Regions from separate parts of the Mus musculus genome. Here all the other regions are linked to region 2. Evidence: chromatin loops called from intact Hi-C (ENCODE). Cell type or tissue: heart. All regions are shown on one strand. Each heading gives the region's core, and the rest is flanking DNA. Links, peaks and the distances in the headings are about the cores only.

Evidence for each region. Hi-C counts contacts between places; a loop is a spot of excess contacts. Peaks named below come from ENCODE experiments on the same cell type or tissue, not always from the same donor. Only the 100,000 strongest peaks of a DNase experiment are listed, where the experiment ranks them.
Region 1: a loop joins it to region 2, with 17 times the contacts of the local background. A loop is called at or near these places in 21 of 42 quality-filtered maps.
Region 3: it touches region 2 in a loop (5-fold over the local background); 19 of 42 quality-filtered maps call a loop at or near these places.

The regions. Positions count from the first base shown.
Region 1 is chr5:101,667,488-101,673,348 of GRCm38, reverse strand. No RefSeq gene overlaps it. Among named protein-coding and RNA genes, the nearest start is that of Nkx6-1, 5.7 kb to the right of the region's middle. In heart, for the core only: a CTCF peak has its summit at 3,675 (motif pointing right); no DNase peak of the experiment used is centred there; H3K27me3 peaks cover 2,624 bases.
Region 2 is chr5:101,018,414-101,024,274 of GRCm38, reverse strand. No RefSeq gene overlaps it. Among named protein-coding and RNA genes, the nearest start is that of n-TDgtc1, 28 kb to the right of the region's middle. In heart, for the core only: a CTCF peak has its summit at 3,296; no DNase peak of the experiment used is centred there; H3K4me3 peaks cover 419 bases; H3K27ac peaks cover 466 bases.
Region 3 is chr5:101,649,305-101,655,165 of GRCm38, reverse strand. Gm42132 (a long non-coding RNA gene) reads left to right here. Exons shown (of 2, transcript XR_880487.2): 1 at 1-16; 2 at 4,381-4,872. Among named protein-coding and RNA genes, the nearest start is that of Gm42132, 3.1 kb to the left of the region's middle. In heart, for the core only: no CTCF peak of the experiment used is centred there; no DNase peak of the experiment used is centred there; H3K27me3 peaks cover 3,823 bases.

The DNA of each region.
Region 1 (5,861 bases), core at 605-5,604, 650 kb before region 2:
AGAGGACTAATATCCAATATAAATAAAGAACTCAAGAAGGTGTACTCCAGAAAATCAAATAACCCCATTAAAAAATGGGGCTCAGAGCTAAACAAAGAATTCTCACCTGAGGATTACTGAATGGCTGAGAAACACCTGAAAAAATGTTCACCATCCTTAATAATCAGGGAAATGCAAATTAAAACAACCCTGAGATTCAGAATGGCTAAGATCAAAAATTCAGGTGACAGCAGATTCTGGCGAGGATGTGGAGAAAGAGGAACATTCCTCCACTGTTGGTGGGATTGCAAGCTTGTACAACCACTTTGGAAATCAGTCTGGTGGTTTCTCAGAAAATTGGACACGGTACTACTGGAGGATCCCGCAATACCTCTCCTGGGCATATATCCAGAAGATGTTCCAAGTAGTAAGAAAGAAACATGCTCCACTATGTTCATAGCAGCCTTATTTATAATAGCCAGAAGCTGGAAAGAACCCAGATGCCCCTCAACAGAGGAATGGATACAAAAAATGTGGTACCTTTACACAATGGAGTACTACTCAGCTATTAAAAAGAATGAATTTATGAAATTCCTAGGCAAATGATTGGACCTGGAGGGCATTATCCTGAGTGAGGTAACCCAATCACAAAAGAACTCAAATGATATGTACTTACTGATAAGTGGATATTAGCCCAGAAACTTAGAATACCCAAGATATAAGTTAAAATTTGCAAAACACATAAAACTCAAGAAGAACGAAGACCAAAGTGTGGACACTTTGCCCCTTCTTAGAATTGGGAACAAAACACCCATGGAAGGAGTTACAGAGACAAAGTTTGGAGCTGAGACCAAAGGACGGACCATCTAGAGACTGCCATATCCAGGGATCCATCCCATAATCAGCCTCCAAACTCTGACACCATTGCATACACTTAGCAAGATTTTGCTGACAGGACCCTGATATAGCTGTCTCTTGTGAGACTACGCCAGGGTCTAGGAAACACATAAGTGGATGCTCACAGTCAGCTATTGGATGGATCACAGGGCCTCCAATAGAGGAGCTAGAGAAAATACTCAAGGAGCTAAAGGGATCTGCAACCCTATAGGTGCAACAACATTATGAACTAACCAGTATCCCGGAACTCTTGACTCTAGCTTCATACGTATCAAAGATAGCCTAGTCGGTCATCACTGGAAAGAGAGGCCCATTGGACTTGCAAACTTTATATGCCCCAGTACAGGGGAATGCCAGGGCCAAAAAGTGTGAGTGGGGGGGAAGGGGAGTGGGGAGGGGAGGGTAGGGGGACTTTTGGGATAGCATTGGAAATGTAAATGAGGAAAATACCTAATAAAAATATTTAAAAAAATAGATCTCTTGAAAGCCTGGGCCTAGCAAGCATAAAGCCTGGGACAAAATACCCCGGACCACAGAAAGAGAAACAGAAACAGAACCAGAAACAAAAAGTGGTCTGACTTAAACAAATAACAAAAAAAAAAATAAAATCTCTTTGAAACTTAGATATTTGACTTGTTTATAAGCCAAGATCATTTATTTTCAGAGACTAAATTCTTTCTTCTTTAAAAAAAAGATTTATTTTATTTATTTTTTGTATGTGGGCACACTGTCACTGTCTTTAGACACTAGGACATTGGATTCCATTACAGATGGTTGTGAGCTACCATGTGGTTGCTGGGAATTGAACTCAGGACTTCTGGAGGAGCAGTCAGTTCTCCTACCTGCTGATCCATCTCTCCAGCCCCCAGAGACTAAATTTTTATTTGATATGGTCCAAAAATATTTTTCCTGCCCAAGACATGGTGAATTATGTTTTTGCTGTAATGAAAAGGTAGAGTCACTTGCCGATTTGCAGTATTCAAGCTGCTATTATGTGCTTCCCCCCTGTCTTTTTCCTTCCTTCCTTCCTTCCTTCCTTCCTTCCTTCCTTCCTTCCTTCCTTCCTTCCTTCCCTCCCTCCCTCCCTCCCTCCCTCCCCCTTCCCTCCCTCCCTCCCTCCCTTCTTTCTTTCTTTCTTTTTTTTTTTCTTTTTTTTATTTATTTTTTTATTTTTTTTTCCATTTTTTATTAGGTATTTAACTCATTTACATTTCCAATGCTATACCAAAAGTCCCCCATATCCACCCACCCCCACTCCCCTGCCCACCCACTCCCCCTTTTTGGCCCTGGTATTCCCCTGTACTGGGGCATATAAAGTTTGCAAGTCCAATGGGCCTCTCTTTCCAGTGATGGCCACTTTCTTTCTTTCTTTCTTTCTTTCTTTCTTTCTTTCTTTCTTTCTTTCTTTCTTTCTTTCTTTCTTTCTTTCTTTCTATTTTTTCCTGAGCTGTGCATGGAACCCAGGCCTTTGAGCGGCATGCTGGGTAAATATTCTACCTTTAAGCTACATCACCAGCCCCATGCTTTCACATACATTTCAACCTGTCCTCCTCCTCTCCGTTCTCCTCGCCCCCTCCTCCTTCTCCTTCTTTTTTCTCTCTTTTTCTTCTATTACAGAAGAGCAGTATAATATGCCAATTAAAATTATGGATGGCTTTGCAGCCAGATTGAGAGGTGTGTGTGTATAAAAATCCCTAACTTCTTACTTATCCATCTACAGCAGAATTCTTAAATGTATTGTTCTGCAACCTGATTGCATAGTGGGATGCTTTTGTTGCCTGGTTGGCAGAGCTGAATGAGAGCTGTCAAGTACTTAGAGCACTGAGCACTTCCTAGCTGCTGGTTCTGTCACTGCATGGTCTGTTTAAGGAGAAGTGACTACTGGAAGGGGTGGATGGTAAATGAGAAGATCGAGGAAGGAGCCTTGACAGACAAGTCATCTCGAGGCAAATTGCTTTTGCTTATAAAGCATCTCCGTCTTATATCTGCTCCTCTATTAACTAAACCTCTGCTCTCTCTTGAGTTTTCTGTTGTTGATTTTTTTGGTTGGTTGGTTTTGTTTTTTTGTTGTTCTTGTTGGTTTTGCTCATTCCCTGACTAGTTCATAACTTATTTAACCCATTTAAACTAGTCTATGTCTACCATGTAGTTAGTTATCTCTCCTTCAGTTCTGGCCTGCTTCTTCCTTAGTGTCTTCCTGTTGGTTTACTCTGTCTTCTTGGTCTGTCTCTAGACTCTTTTATCTCTTACTATTTCCCAGAATCCTCTCTCTTCCTGCCAGTTTCCCACCTCCTATTTCCTGCCTCAGCTCACTGGCCATCAGCTTTTATACTGACAGATGATGTTTATAAGATATACTCTCCAAAGTGCACACCTTTAATTCCAGTGCTGGGGAGGCAGGGGCAGGTAGATTTCTGAGTTCGAGATCAGCCTGGTCTACAGAGTGAGTTTCAGGACAGCCAGAACTACACAGAGGAACCCTGTTTCAAAAACCCAAATACGTACTACATACATACATACATACATACATACATACATACATACATACATACTCATTGCTGATTGTTCCAGGACAGCTAACGCTACACAAAGAAACTCTATCCCGAAACACGAACTAACTAAATAGCTTATTTTCGATTGGTACCTGAATTAAAGCAAGAGCTAAAAGATTCACCCTTCACGCTATATATTTGGCAGATCAGATAGAAATTAAGCAAATGCCAACAAATACCACGAGGGTTATGCACAGGCGACCTATGCCATTGAAACCTCCGGTTCTTCCTTAGGCGTCAGAGAAATGCTAAGAATGTGTTATTCCACAAGAGGGCGATAAGTGCACAGGATTTCACAAGAGCGCGTAGGCCCAGTGATTTAGGGAATAAATAACTCCCCCCCCCCCCTTCTGTAGGAAAGAATAAGAAACTGCACCGGGAGACGGCGGCAAGGACCACCACCCACCCACTCAGGCGCGCATTCCCACGGGAGAAACCGGTTTATGGAGTCTATCAAAAAAGCATGCTCGTTGCTCATCCTTATATATATATCATAGCTGTTCACATCAGATCAAATCTGAGGCATCAGACTGGCCTAGCGTTTTTTCAGTGAGTTAACTCTGGAAACCAATAGACGTTTATTTTTTTTCAAGCATATGATTCTCCACCTGTTGCCACATTCCAGAATATATATTTCAAACCAAGATTGCATACCAAGGGTTGCAAATAGGTCGGGGGGGGGGGGACAGGGAGAGGGGTAATTTTTGTTCAAAAAGCGATGTATTTGCAGTCCTATGTAAACCTACTCTGTCGCAGACACTTCTAGACATTTTGTGTTTGCCCTTTCCCAACCTTCTGGGGTCTTCTGAAATCCTCCGTGAGGCACCCCAGTTCTGGTTACGCCTGCTGTTGCTGTTTTGCTGGGCTTGGGGGGTGGGGGGAGTTGTCCCCAGGGAGGCTGAGGCAAATTCTGGAGAGGGGTCTGGGTTTTTTTTTTTTTTTGGTAGAAGAACCCACCGTGCATCTGCTGGCAGTTCCTCACAGGCGAGCACGGAATGGAAAGTCCCCAAGGGCCTTTGTTGCCCTGTGGAGCATGAGTTGACCCCAGTCTAGTTCTTTTCCTAATCGTCTTCTTCACCTTTGGCAGAACTTCGGTTCAGGTCCGGTTCTCACATCACAACACTTAGCCGCAGCAAAGAGATCCACGCGTGATTTTTTTCTCCCCCTGTCTGCTCCGGAGACCAGGCTAGGCCATCTTGGGGGACCTTCTTGGGTCTTCCTTGTATTTCTGTGTAGCAACTAGCTCGACTCACTTTGTTAACACTGACTTAAAACTAATCTTTCTTTTATTCAGCCCGAATAGGTCCCAATGCTCGGCGAAATGAAGTGGTTAAAATCTTCTAGAGGGTTCGACAAAGCAAGTTCAGAAGAGACTTTTTGTTGTTTAGTGTGTGGGGGCTTTATTGTTGTTTGGTTTGCTGTAAACACACATAATCCCCTCCCTCCTTTTTTGTAGCAATGGCCTTTCTACAGCACCCTTGAGCACCTCCACACTAATATATTCGGAGCAGAACCGTTGGCATCTTTGCGAGCCTAAATACAGTTAGCTAAGGTTTCATTCGCATTCATCCTGTGTCACCCTGGATTTAATGACAGTTCCTTTCTCTTAAAGCAGAAGTATCTATTGCGCGTGGAGCGCTGCGCGCTGCTTCAAAGGTCAAGGGAGAGTACGGAGCCTAGTGGATCCCTCAAGCTGCAGATTCCGGGAGCAGGCTGCAAGGGAACCTGAGCACCCGCTCACCGCTCCCCCATAGGCTCAAAATCCAAGAGGTGGATCCACCTTCCACACCTCTCCCTGTGACCCCCTCCTGCAACCTCCGATTTGCCCAACAGCTTTCATTTATTTTTAATTAAAATGCAAATCAATCGCTTTCAAGTAGAGCCTTGCCCTCTCCAATATATAGCTGTATACATATAGAAGCGTGGTGTTGAGATGAGCCGGTCGGTTTCTTCCTCTGCTCCTTGTTTGGAAGGGCCCCGGCTTTATTAGGAAGTGTGCGCAAGAGTTAGGAGGTCCCCAAGGAAAAACAATCAGGAGCCCCAAGAGGGTTTGAAAGCAGCAAACCCTGGGCCCACAAGGCAGGCAGGCCCTGCCACACCCACTGCAGCTCGCCTGGAACCCCGGGCCGAAGAGTGGAGGGCAGGGTGACCTCTTCCCGACTGAGCCCAGCAGCTCACACTCCTGGGATCCTGGGGGCAGATCCCGGACAGCACCTGGCTAGAGGCACCCGCCTTTCTTCAGAGGCGGGTGGGATGAGTCGGAAAACAAGCTGCCATTGCCGCTGCCGCTGAAGAATTTAGACACCCCTTAAGGATCGAGGTACACAGTCCCCATCATTTTTTATTGTTAGAATTGGGAATCATACTATTTAAATTATGAATTATGAATGACAGAGACTCAACGGATGAGATGTCTTCATTTCAAAACCAGCT
Region 2 (5,861 bases), core at 267-5,266:
AAAACCCTCAGTGGGTTCTGTAACAAGTTCAATAATCTGCTCAACAAGAAAAAGTTATTGTTCACATCAACTGCTTATGCTACAAAAAAGGCGAGACTGAATTCCAATAATCTGAGCACAACAGTAATCATATTCAAAAGCCCACAGAGTCTCCATCTCCTGTTAGACAACTAATTCCAAGATGGCCTGCAGCCATTCACAGGCTCGTGTGGCTGCCTCCCTTTGAATGCAGCCTTTCCTGCTGAACAGAGCTTAGCGAGGGAAACACAATGCCTTCCAGAAGAGGTTACAAAGACTTCGCTTCTGTCCTGGTGCATTCTGCCGTTCTGTGGTTGGCTCACTCACTGGGAGGAAAGCCAGCCTCCATGTTGGCACAATCGTGACTAGTGAGAAACAGGGAGAGCCATGAGGCCAGCACAGCTGTCTGACAAAGTCAGTCAGTCAGTCCGGCAAAGCTGAGCCCAGTGCTGTCTCCAACCACGATGCTGGCTTTCGCCCTGGGTTTCTGATCTCTACAAGTTGCATTTGTGGGGGACTTTTATGATTCAATTATCCTTTTTCCCGGGGGGGGGGGGGATATACACACACACATATATATACATATATATATATATATATATGTATATATATATATTTCTGCTATCAAAGAAGTAACCTTATCTGTCCTTTCCTTGCCATATATATATATATATATATATATATATATATATATATATATATATATATATATATATTTCTGCTATCAAAGAAGTAACCTTATCTGTCCTTTCCTTGCCATATATATATATATATATATATATATATATATATATATATATATATACATATATATATGTATATATATATATATATATATTTCTGCTATCAAAGAAGTAACCTTATCTGTCCTTTCCTTGCCATAGAGATTAGGAAAAGCACAACAAAGTTGGATCGCCTCAGAGTTCTCTTGGCACCCCTGCTCCTAAGCAAGCTCAAAAACAAGAGATTTGTCAACAGCTCAGATGACAGACTTCCTCCTATGTATAATCTACAGGACATAGCCCCCAGAATATCAAAACTTAATAACAGAATTAGTTTGCCTAAAACAACCTTGATAATAAAGCTGATACAAAAATAATATAAAAGGAACATAAGAATTTGATAATTATGAGGAGACTGGCTCATATTAAGTTACAGTGAGGTCTTTTAACACACACACACACACACAGAGAGAGAGAGAGAGAGAGAGAGAGAGAGAGAGAGAGTACTGGAAGAGCTTTCAAACTTTTAAGCCAGGCTGCATCACAAAGCTGTCCTCCAATCCCTATGGCCAAGCCTTGGAAACTCACCTAGACTGGCTCGGATCCTTTTCTGTCTGTTTAGTGTTTCACTCTCCTGAAGAATACAATGTCATATGTTATAAATGCTCAGGTAGTCTAAACTGATTTGAGATTGCTAATACTATTCTCTCTGTGCTTGTAACACTTGTCCAAAGACAAAATGATTTGATCTGTATTTCTCTTGAAATCATGGGTTTTTGTCTCCTGTGGAATCTGTTTAGATAAAGGAACATCCTGGTTACTAGTCAGTCAGAGATCCAAGCTCCACCAGCCACAGTCTCTGCCTCATTCATCCATTATTCCCCTCTGCCTGTTCCTTATCTCCCCTTCTGGAACCTGTCTGAGGCTAAGGTTGGTGTCTGACTGCTGGGGCTGGCCAGCTGAAAGCTGCTCTATGGATATAGGACCGTATCACAAAGAGTGCTGGGATAAAAATAAATAAAAAATAAAAATAAAATAAATAAAAATAAATAAAAATAAATAAAAATAAATAAAAAGAGTGCTGGGATGTCCTCACCCCAGAGGATTCCTCCGAGCCCTGAGGCTAAGAGTCTGAGCCAGGTTCTGGCCAACTGCACACAGACCCTGCAGCCCACAGAAACGGTGATGTCACATGCTTGTCAGTTAAAAGCACTAACTTCACGGACTGTAGAGATGGCTCAAAGGTTAGGAGAACTGGCTGCTCCTCCAGAGGACCCTGGTTGGGTCTCCAGCACAGCATGGGGGCTCAGAGCCATCTGTAATTCCAGTTCCAGAGACGCCTACCTCCAAGGACACAGCACACACACACGATGCACCGACATACATGCAAGCAAAACACCTATATACAAAATTTTAGTGAAAAATAAGCAAATAAAAGGACTAAGTTTTGTAGCCATTGTTCACAGCAATAGGTAACTGTGTTTTTATGTGTGAGAGAGAGACAGGAATATTGTATCTAACAGTGAAACCTACTTATAATTAAAAAATAAACATACAAATGAAGAAACAACAACAACAAAAAACCTGATGTCACTTGGTCAAAGTAGGAGAACACCAGGATTTTCCTTTAATTGTTTCTGAGAGCTTCAAAAACTAGGAGCAGTGTTTTTTTAATCAGCAGAAGTCATCTTCCTTGCTTTGTATTTATATTCTCAGAACAAAATACTTTCATGGGAAAGATGGTGACTTGCTCTACACACCAGAGAAAAGGTAATTCACTAAATTACTGGGAGCCAGTACCGATGCTGTGGGTGAGAACCCAGGATATCCAGGGAGCAGTGGCAGCCAGCCCCGCTGAGAATCCTGCTACAGAGCCTGCCCCTCAGCAGGAGGTGTGAGGGGAGAAGACAGGAAGTGACCACCTTCCTATCGGCCAGCTGCTTCTGCGTTCCCCTGGCCCCAGTCTATCCCCCACCCGCAACCCCTGGCCCCAGAGTTCCAAGCAGATCATCGAGAGGTGAGAAGAAGAGATCTGGATACTTAAATAAGTCAAATACAGGGACTGATAAGGCAAAAAATGTCGAACAGGTGCCCAAGGCAGGGTGGCATTGGAGCCAAAGCTAAGAACCAAAGCCAATTGAAGTAATCCCACCATTTCCTCTAGGGTCTCCTACCACATATGCTACAGACACCGAGAGGACAGAGTAAAAGGTGTGTGGCCTTTAATGTAACAGGGTATGACGTTCCAAGAGAGTAATTAGGCCACGTGAATCGAAATCCTACAAAGCATTCGTGTAGTGCTGTTAGCAATCCAACTGAACTTTCTCCCTGCGCTCTTACTTCACTGAGCTGGTAGGGTGGCCCCTACGGTTGAACTGCTCCAGCTGCGATTCTTTAGCTCTCTAGATTCATTCCATCCATGGCGAAAACTTCCCTCTGCTTCAAACTCCTAATCCGTGTTGAGAGAAACACTTTTGTTCCTCTGGTGTTTGTAGCTGGGCATTCCCTTGACTGTAGTTTAACCTTGACTAGCAGGCTGCCTGTAGCGACACCCAGTGGTAGTGAGCCCCAACATCAGTTCCTGGCTTCTCAGAGGCAGCTAACACTGTCGCCCTGTGTGTTCTCATTACCAGCTGTTTTCCCTGCATTCCTTGTGAGCAACGCTCCCTCGACCCCAAAGAGTGGCCGAGTTTTGTGCATCTAAGCCATTTATTATTCTGCTTATGGATGTATTATAATTCGCCGCTGCTCATGCATCTACTCTATAGAAACTGCTAGAGGAGCCTTGTCATTCACAACTGTGGATATCTGCCTTTAATGGAAGTAATAAGATAGGCAGGATCTTTGAGAAGAAGCAGCAGCAGCAAATGTCTTCTAACAAGCGTCAGGGTGCAAACCTTTGACCCCAGCACGTGGGAAGTGGTCACAAGAGGATTCTGTGAATTTGAGGCTAGCCTAAACTACATAGCTAGACTGCATACTGAAACCCTGACACTCCACCCCCACCACACCCTCCAAAAACCTCTATACTGACAGTTTCTGATTTCTAACCATGCTGTTTTGATGAATAGAAACATAAAGACACATGCACTTACACGCCAAAGTTTAACAATGTGTCTGTCAACTTTACCCAACATCAACAGATAGGGATGCCTAACATTTGGTACTTCTGAATATCCTAGGTTATCTAACCCATTAGTAAACAAAGGAATTCACAGGGCCCTAGAGAAAAATTCAAGGCAAATTATTATTATTTAAGATAAAAAATTAAAATATCCAAGCTTATACCCCAGAGTCCCCAGTAATATTTGCAAAAGTCGACCGCCACTCTCTCACCCCCAGGTGTCCTTCTAGTGGCCTTAGTCACGTGGCCTTGGTCAAGCCTCCTTCTAAATGTTAAATCCACATTCAAGTCCCAAACACTACCTCCATATCCTATTCAGCTATTTCTGAACAGTAAGAGGAATACAAAATGCCAAACAGACCAAAAGATGTTATATCACTGTGAGAAAATGAGGCAGGAATGCTGGGCAGGGTGGCACAGGCTTAGAACTTCAGCACTCAATAAGCCAACAGAGGAGGACAAGGGGCCCAAGGTTAGCCTGACCTATGTAGAAAGACCCTGCATCAATAAAATGGGAAGGAAGAAAAGATAAGATAATTGAGAATAAGATATTTCATGTACTGGCTGGTTTCATGTGTCAACTTGACACAGATGGAGTTATTACAGAGAAAGGAGCCTCCCTTGAGGAAATGCCTCCATGAGATCCAGCTATGAGGCATTTTATCAATCAGTGATCAAGGGTGGGAGGGTGCATTGTGGGTGGTGCTATCCCTGGGCTGGTAGTCCTGGGTTCTATAAGAAAGCAAGCTGAGCAAGCCAGGGGAAGAAAGCCAGTAAGTAACATCCCTCCATGGCCTCTGCATCAGCTCCTGCTTCCTGACCTGCTTGAGTTCCAGTCCTGACTTCCTTTAGTGATGAACAGCAATGTGGAAGTGTAAACCCTTTCCTCCCCAACTTGCTTCTTGGTCGTGATGTTTTGTGCAGGAATACAAACCCTGACTAAGACACTCCATCAGCCAGGAAAGAGAGGTAATACATAACTTTAATCCCAATACTCAGAAGGCAGGAGCAGGTGGATTTTTATGAGCTCAGAGCCATCCTGGTCTAATAGTGTGAATTCCAGGCTGGCCAGGGTCTATACAATGTGACCCTGACTCAAAAATAAATGACTAAAAAGAAACTCTGAACTCCAGGATCCTCAGGCACTGAGGGGTAAGTAGCTGACTTTCTGTAATGGTTTCAAAGTCAGTGTTAAGAATATTCCAAGGGCTCAACTGTTAAGAGAACCGGCTGCTCTTCCAGAGCCTGGAGATTGATGCTTAGCACCCACGTGGTGGCTAACAACAGTGTGTAATTCCAGTTCCCTGGAATCCAGTACCCCTTTCTGTCCCCTGCAAGCACCAGACATGTTCATGGTACCCAGACATACAGAAAAACACTTATACACGGCTGGGTTTTGTTTTTAAAGAAAAGAAGAATATTTCCAGATGGAGTTGTGAGATCAAGTTTGACCCAGTCTTGAGTTTGTGTGACAGTCACTTTTGCAATGCCACAAGCCCAGAAAAAAAAATTGCTTGTTCTGATTAGAGTTCTTACCACAAATAGAATGGTAACCCTGAAGGAACCAGAGAAACCATTAGCTTGCTGTTCCAAGACCAGACCACTAACAGTCTCAACCCTGCCTGACATGGACACCCCTAACGGTCAGTGCAGAAAGGGGGATCAACAGTAAAGGAGGCAGACAGTCACTGCTTACTGGAGGGCGGGCTTTGACCCAAGTGTGCGGTATCCCCCTTAGCCTGCACTTGTAAAATGTGGCCAGTGTGACTTCCCACCCAACACCATGACATGAGGTAACATATGCAAACAGCTTCTAATCATAGCTCATGGTTGCTCACTATCTGGTAGCCATTTTGAAGGTAAATCTAAGACACGTAAGCTTGAAATCACCTTTCACCTTTACTTATGTGACTTTGGGGGAGGGGTACGCACACATGAGTGCAGAAGTCCTCAGTCAGATCTCCTGGCCTGGATTTACAGGTGGCTGTGTCTGCTGT
Region 3 (5,861 bases), core at 604-5,603, 630 kb before region 2:
TGTAACAACAAGAGAGGTAAGTGTTGATTCTATCTATAAACTCTATTTTAGGCTAATTTGAAGAGCTTTTTCTATTTTCAACACCCCTCCCCCTTTACCACACACACACACACACACACACACACACACACACACACACACACACACGCAAAGAATTTTCCACCCCCAGATCTTCAGTAACCCCCCTCCATTTTCCTCAGGAAAGTATTAGTTTATTCTGAAGCACTTAGTAGGCTACTTCAGGGGGCAGTGTGTCTTTCCTTCTCCCCTGCTGTCCCCCTCTTTTCATCTTCCTTCAGGGGGCAGTGCATCCTCCCTGGTAAAATGCTTGTCTTCCCTTCCCCCCTCTTTCCACCCCCTTTCCCCTCTGCCTCCCCTTGTCCCTCCATATCTCCTTCTCTTCTGTGTCTCATTTCTTTCTTTTGCTTTCCTCCCCATTTCCCTTCTTCTCTTTTTTCTAGTTCCCCCTCCCCTTTCTTTCCTTCCTTTCCTGCTGGACTCAAACTGGAGATTCTCCTGTTCTTCCTCATAAGTGCTGGGATTGTGGCCCCAGGCCACTACATCCAACTAGACCTTCTTGGAACACAGTGACATCCCCCCTCCATTAATTTATTAGTAGAAAGTTAATGGAGAGAAGGGAGGTGTGACCAGCATGACTGGCTGAAGGATCAGGTGGCATTTCCCTGATACTGGCTTGGAGTGCCACAAACTGGAGAATCAATCTTGGTGCCTAAGTTCATCCTCTGATCTTCCTTTCCCATCCAACCCCAGTGACTGGAAGATGAGCTGTCTTTGATGTACATCATTTGTTCTGAGGCTCCTGAAGCAAACACTCAATGTGTTCGGTATCTACTGAAGCCAACCTGAAGTAGAGCCTCTTTTATAGCCACAGTGTCTGTTTTGAATAATAAGGGCTGGTTCAGATGGGGATACATTCAAAGACAGAGTCCTTCTTCATTGGAGGGAGTGGGTTTCTACCATGCAATGTAGTAGGTGTATATTATTGCTACAGACTCTATCATATACAGGATTCCTAGTGCTTCTATAATGCTACTGCCTTCCTCTTCCTCGGGGGCAGCCAAAAGAAACGTTGAGGCATTGTTATACTATTTGGCAGATACTTAAAATTCAGGAAGGAAGCCAGTGAGCAGCTTCCTTTCCTCTCTGTGCACAGATTTGTGTTTGGTCAGGGTACATAAATTATGAAAAAAAAAGTCAGGTTTCAGGGGACAAATTTTCTCACAGTACACAGAGAAAGTTAAGGTATCTGGAAGAGCTCTCAGTCACTTAGCTATTACCACCGCGTGTAGACGCAGTGCACAGTGCGTAGTGCACAGTCATCTTCAAGCATACAGGGGCCTGTGAGGAGACCCATTCCTCTAATGGACCCTCACAATGGTGCAGTTACAGTCTTCTCTCCAATAGCCAATTGCAGCTTTGGCCTCTGTACTTGGCAGTATGGTTAAGCTCTTGAAAATAATTTTGTGAGCCCACTCTCCCCCAGAGAAGCATCTTCCTCCCTATGACATTCACTTGCTCCACGAGGACTTGTTAACTTTTTCTCTCCAAATCCTATGATCTCAAGAGAATGAGTGCGCTGGAGAAATTTTTTATATTGGCCACAATCACAAGATCATACAGTGTATGAAAACCAGGCTTGGGCTAAATCTTCTAACTCTGATTGGCTGTACAGTACTGTTTAAATGGTAGCCCCCCACCCCCGCCCATGCCTCAGTGTTCTTGACTGTACAATGGGGATGCTGATTGCCCTCTCAGAGTTGTTGGGAAAATGGAGCATATCAGTTCACGTGAGGTTTGCAGAACAGAGCTCGACACAAGGTTAGGAGGTCGATCATTCATCATCAGAAGCAGCTGCCATCACCCAGGAACGGTCTCATCCAAGGTTACTTTTAGCTCCAAGGCAAGAGAGTTACTCGGTCCAGGAAAAAATCATGACATGGAAGAGAAGACAGTTTTGAGGGCAAGGTTTTGTTTTCCCTCATGTGAAATTTAAAGGGCAGCTAGCTGAGGTGTCCTAAGAGTATTCCCCCCCCCCTAAAAAAACCCTCTGGATTAGTCCTTCCTTGAAAAAGCAGAGCCTAGTCCCCCTGGTCCTGGATGAGGGTTTCCAGTGACTGAAGGGTACAGCTCGTTCTGTTCTCTCCCTTTGATCCCTGTCCTGGGGAAGTCGGTGGCCTCTTGCTCTTTTTTTTTTCTTTTTTTTTTTAAGTTTATTTTTTTATTAGATATTTTCTTCATTTACATTTCAAATGCTATCCCGAAAGTCCCCTATACCCTCCCCCAGCCCTGCTCCCCTACCCATCCACTCCCACTTATTGGCCCTGGTGTTTCCCTGTACTGGGACATATAAAGTTTGCAAGACCAAGAGGCCTCTCTTCCCAAAGATGGCCAATTAGGCCATCTTCTGCTACATATGCAGCTAGAGACATGAGTTCTGGGGGGTACTGTTTAGTTCATATTGTTGTTCCACCTATAGGGTTGCAGACCCCTTCAGCTCCTTGGGTACTTTCTCTAGCTCCTCCATTGGGGACCCTGTATTCCATCCAATAGATGACTGTGAGCATCCACTTCTGTATTTGCCAGGCACTGGCATAGCCTCACATGAGACAACTATATCAGGGTCCTTTCAGCAAAATCTTGCTGGCATATGCAATAGTGTCTGGGTTTGGTGGCTGATTATGGGATGGATCCCCGGGTGGGGTAGTCTCTGTTCTTAATCAGGCAACTCTATTGCGAGGTCCACAAGGTCAGAAGTGGGAAGGCTTATGCCAGGACTTCATGTAGTTTAGCCTGCATCTTCTGCCTTTGCTTCCTAGTGCTGGGAATATAGCTCAGCATCACACATTGGGTTATTCAGTGCTGAGAATCAAACCCAGGGCTTTCTGCCTGACATTCTCTGCCAGCTGAGTTATGGCTGCAGCCCAGAGCTAAGTCTTGATCTAATTATCAAGGAGTGTGGGTGGAGCCTGGAGGCAGACCCTCCAGCTCAGGGACACTCAACATCTTGATGGCAACCATCCTTGAGCTCCTGAGTCTGAATCACCAGCTTTCCTGGATTCCTGACCTACAGACAGATAATGAAGGTTTATTGTTTTAATCCATTAGCTTTGGGGGATTTTTATATATATATATATATAGCACAGATAACTAAGTAACAGATTTATCTTTGTGTTTTAAGAGAAGACCCTGGGCCTCATGACCACTTCAAGCTGGTTGAACACACTGCAGGATGACACTCAGGGTAAAAAGCAGGTGTGGCTTAGTGTCACTAGAGCAACATTTGAGCCCTGGGGACCTTTATTTCCATTTCTCCACTTTTGGGGTAAAAAAAAAAAAAGAAAAAATTTATTTCTTTTATGGATATGTGTGTGAACGTGAGTGTATGTATGTGTAGGTGTATGAAGGCCACAAGATGGCATCAGATCCTCTGGAACTGGAGTGGGTTGTGGGCCACCTGATGTGGGTGCTGGGAACCAAACCGGGCCCTTTGCTAGAGCAGCAAGTGTTCTTACCTTCTTCACCATCCCTCCAACCCTGGAACTTAATCCAGAAAAGTCAGTGACCACTCCCCTTTTTTTCTTTGTCCACGTATCCTCATATAAAAGCAGCTTCACAACGTTGCAGAACTCAACTACACGACTTGCTGCAGCATTGTATGCAGTTTGGCTACGTGTAGGATACCTTATTTCCATCATGAGATCTCAGGCTAGAAAGCAACAGACTGGCTGTGTGGGTTTGTATTTGTTCTCACCATAAGTAAAGACATAATTCCATTTTCCTTTGCTTGGTTAGATGCTGGGAATCGCTGTCTTTGGCTCTGTGTCTCTGTATCTCTCTGTCTTTCTGTCTCTCTCTCTCTCTGAAATTAGTCTGACTTCTGAGTTGGGGCTCTCTTACCTTACCTTTGGTAACCAGGGCTATGGGTCTTTCTAGGGTATGAGTGTCAACGAGGTGAGAGGGAGTGGGGCTTGTGCTGAAGTTGCTGTGGCCTCCTGAGAAGGCATGAGGGAGGGAGCAGCAAAGGCCTAGGAAGACAGAAGACCTAGATGTGAGCAGAACCAAATATTAACAACAGAAGACCCTATAGATGCTTCCTCACTCTGTATAAATGTTAACTCATTGGTTACCAAAGTTGCTTAGCAGAAGGCTCTTATTGATCTGTTTTTCTTTATAATTTGTTTTTTTTTAAGTGTAAAATTAAAAAAAAAAACAAATCAATACATTTACTCATGACACATTCTTGCAATGTGGCCCAAGCAAGACTGAGCCTCAGGCTTCTTCTGCCTCAGCCTCCCAAGGGGGTGAGATCACCAGCAAGCGCCATTATGTCTAGCTCTATTTACACTTCTCTCCCAACAGAACAAGCAGAGAGAAGTCAAGGACCATGAGAAGAGCAAATGCAGGTGGGCTACAGGCAAAGACTTGCCTTCATCTCTTCAGGGGTAAGGAGCAGTTGCCCAGGGAGTCTGACAAAGACGATTATAATGAAAAAAAGGGGTGTAGAGAGGTAAGTATGAAATCAGCACACAGTTGTGATCCTCCGTTGGACAGACTGCAAGACAGAAGTGGACACACTCAGGGCTCTTGCTTTCAGCATACTTAAGGTGATCAACAACCAAGGACTCATATACCCCATGAAAGGAGTTTGATTGCTTCCAGATGGACATGTTTTTATTTTTACTTATTCAGTTTACCTGTGTGTTATCTCACCAGGGACACAAATGTGCCTCAGATAGACTAGAAAGACTACAGTGGATAGTATTTTGGATGACACTGTAACATCAGGTACCCCTTGGAAAACAGAAACCTTATATATGCTTGTACACTGTTGTGTGGGTCTCATGTAACTCAGCTTGGTCTCAAACTTGCTATGAGGATAGTTAGCCTTGAACTTCTCACCCCCTGCCTCCAGCTGGAGACTGAATCTAGGAAACACACACACACACACACACACACACACACACACACACACACCCCACACAGGGATAAAAAGAAGCCATAAGGAATGTTGAATTCTCTCAAAGGCTTTAAAGAAAGTGAAATAAATATAGCTCTTTAATATAGCTCTCATTCCTCCCACCCTGGAAAGGAAGTAATTTTCAGGCTATTGGAATCTTTTCTACAGTTTGTTATATTTATAAATAGCAGTCAAGGGACTGGAGAGATGGCTCAGTGATTAAGAGTGCTCTTCCAGAGGTCCTAAGTTCAATTCTCAGCAACCACATGGTGGCTTATAACCATCGATCCTAGGATCTGATGCCCTCTTCTGGTGTGTCTGAAGACAGTGACAGTGTACTCACATATATAAAATAAATGAATAAATCTCAAAAAAACCCCAACAAACAAAACAAAACAAAACAGTCAAGTTATTGCCAACATAGTCTCTCTGGAGGCCTGGGGATAGATGCTGGATCTCTTGGAGACTCTTCTTCCAGGGAACAGAGAGCTGAGAAGGCTCTGTGGCATCCAGTGGGAAGCCACAGCTCTAGAAGATTCTTCTGGTATAGGACTGGGAAAGAAAATGTGCCAAATTGGGGGGCTATTGCCCCCTTTGACTTTAGACAAAAGAAACACATACAACCAGAAGTAATCTGAAATACATGGCAAGGGAAGGTAGAAAAACCAACCAACCAACCAACCCATGGAGCTGTTCCTGTTATCCCCATCTGCCCAGAAAGAGGACCTGACATCTTCCTTAGGCTCAAGTCCTTTCTGCCTCTGCGCTTCCTTATGCTCATGGTGCCTTAGTGAATTCAACTCTGAAAAGCAAACAGCAGGGCAAGCACTCCTGTGTAGGGTGGGTTTGGAAGCTGGACTCCCTCTAAGGGATTCCGGACTGA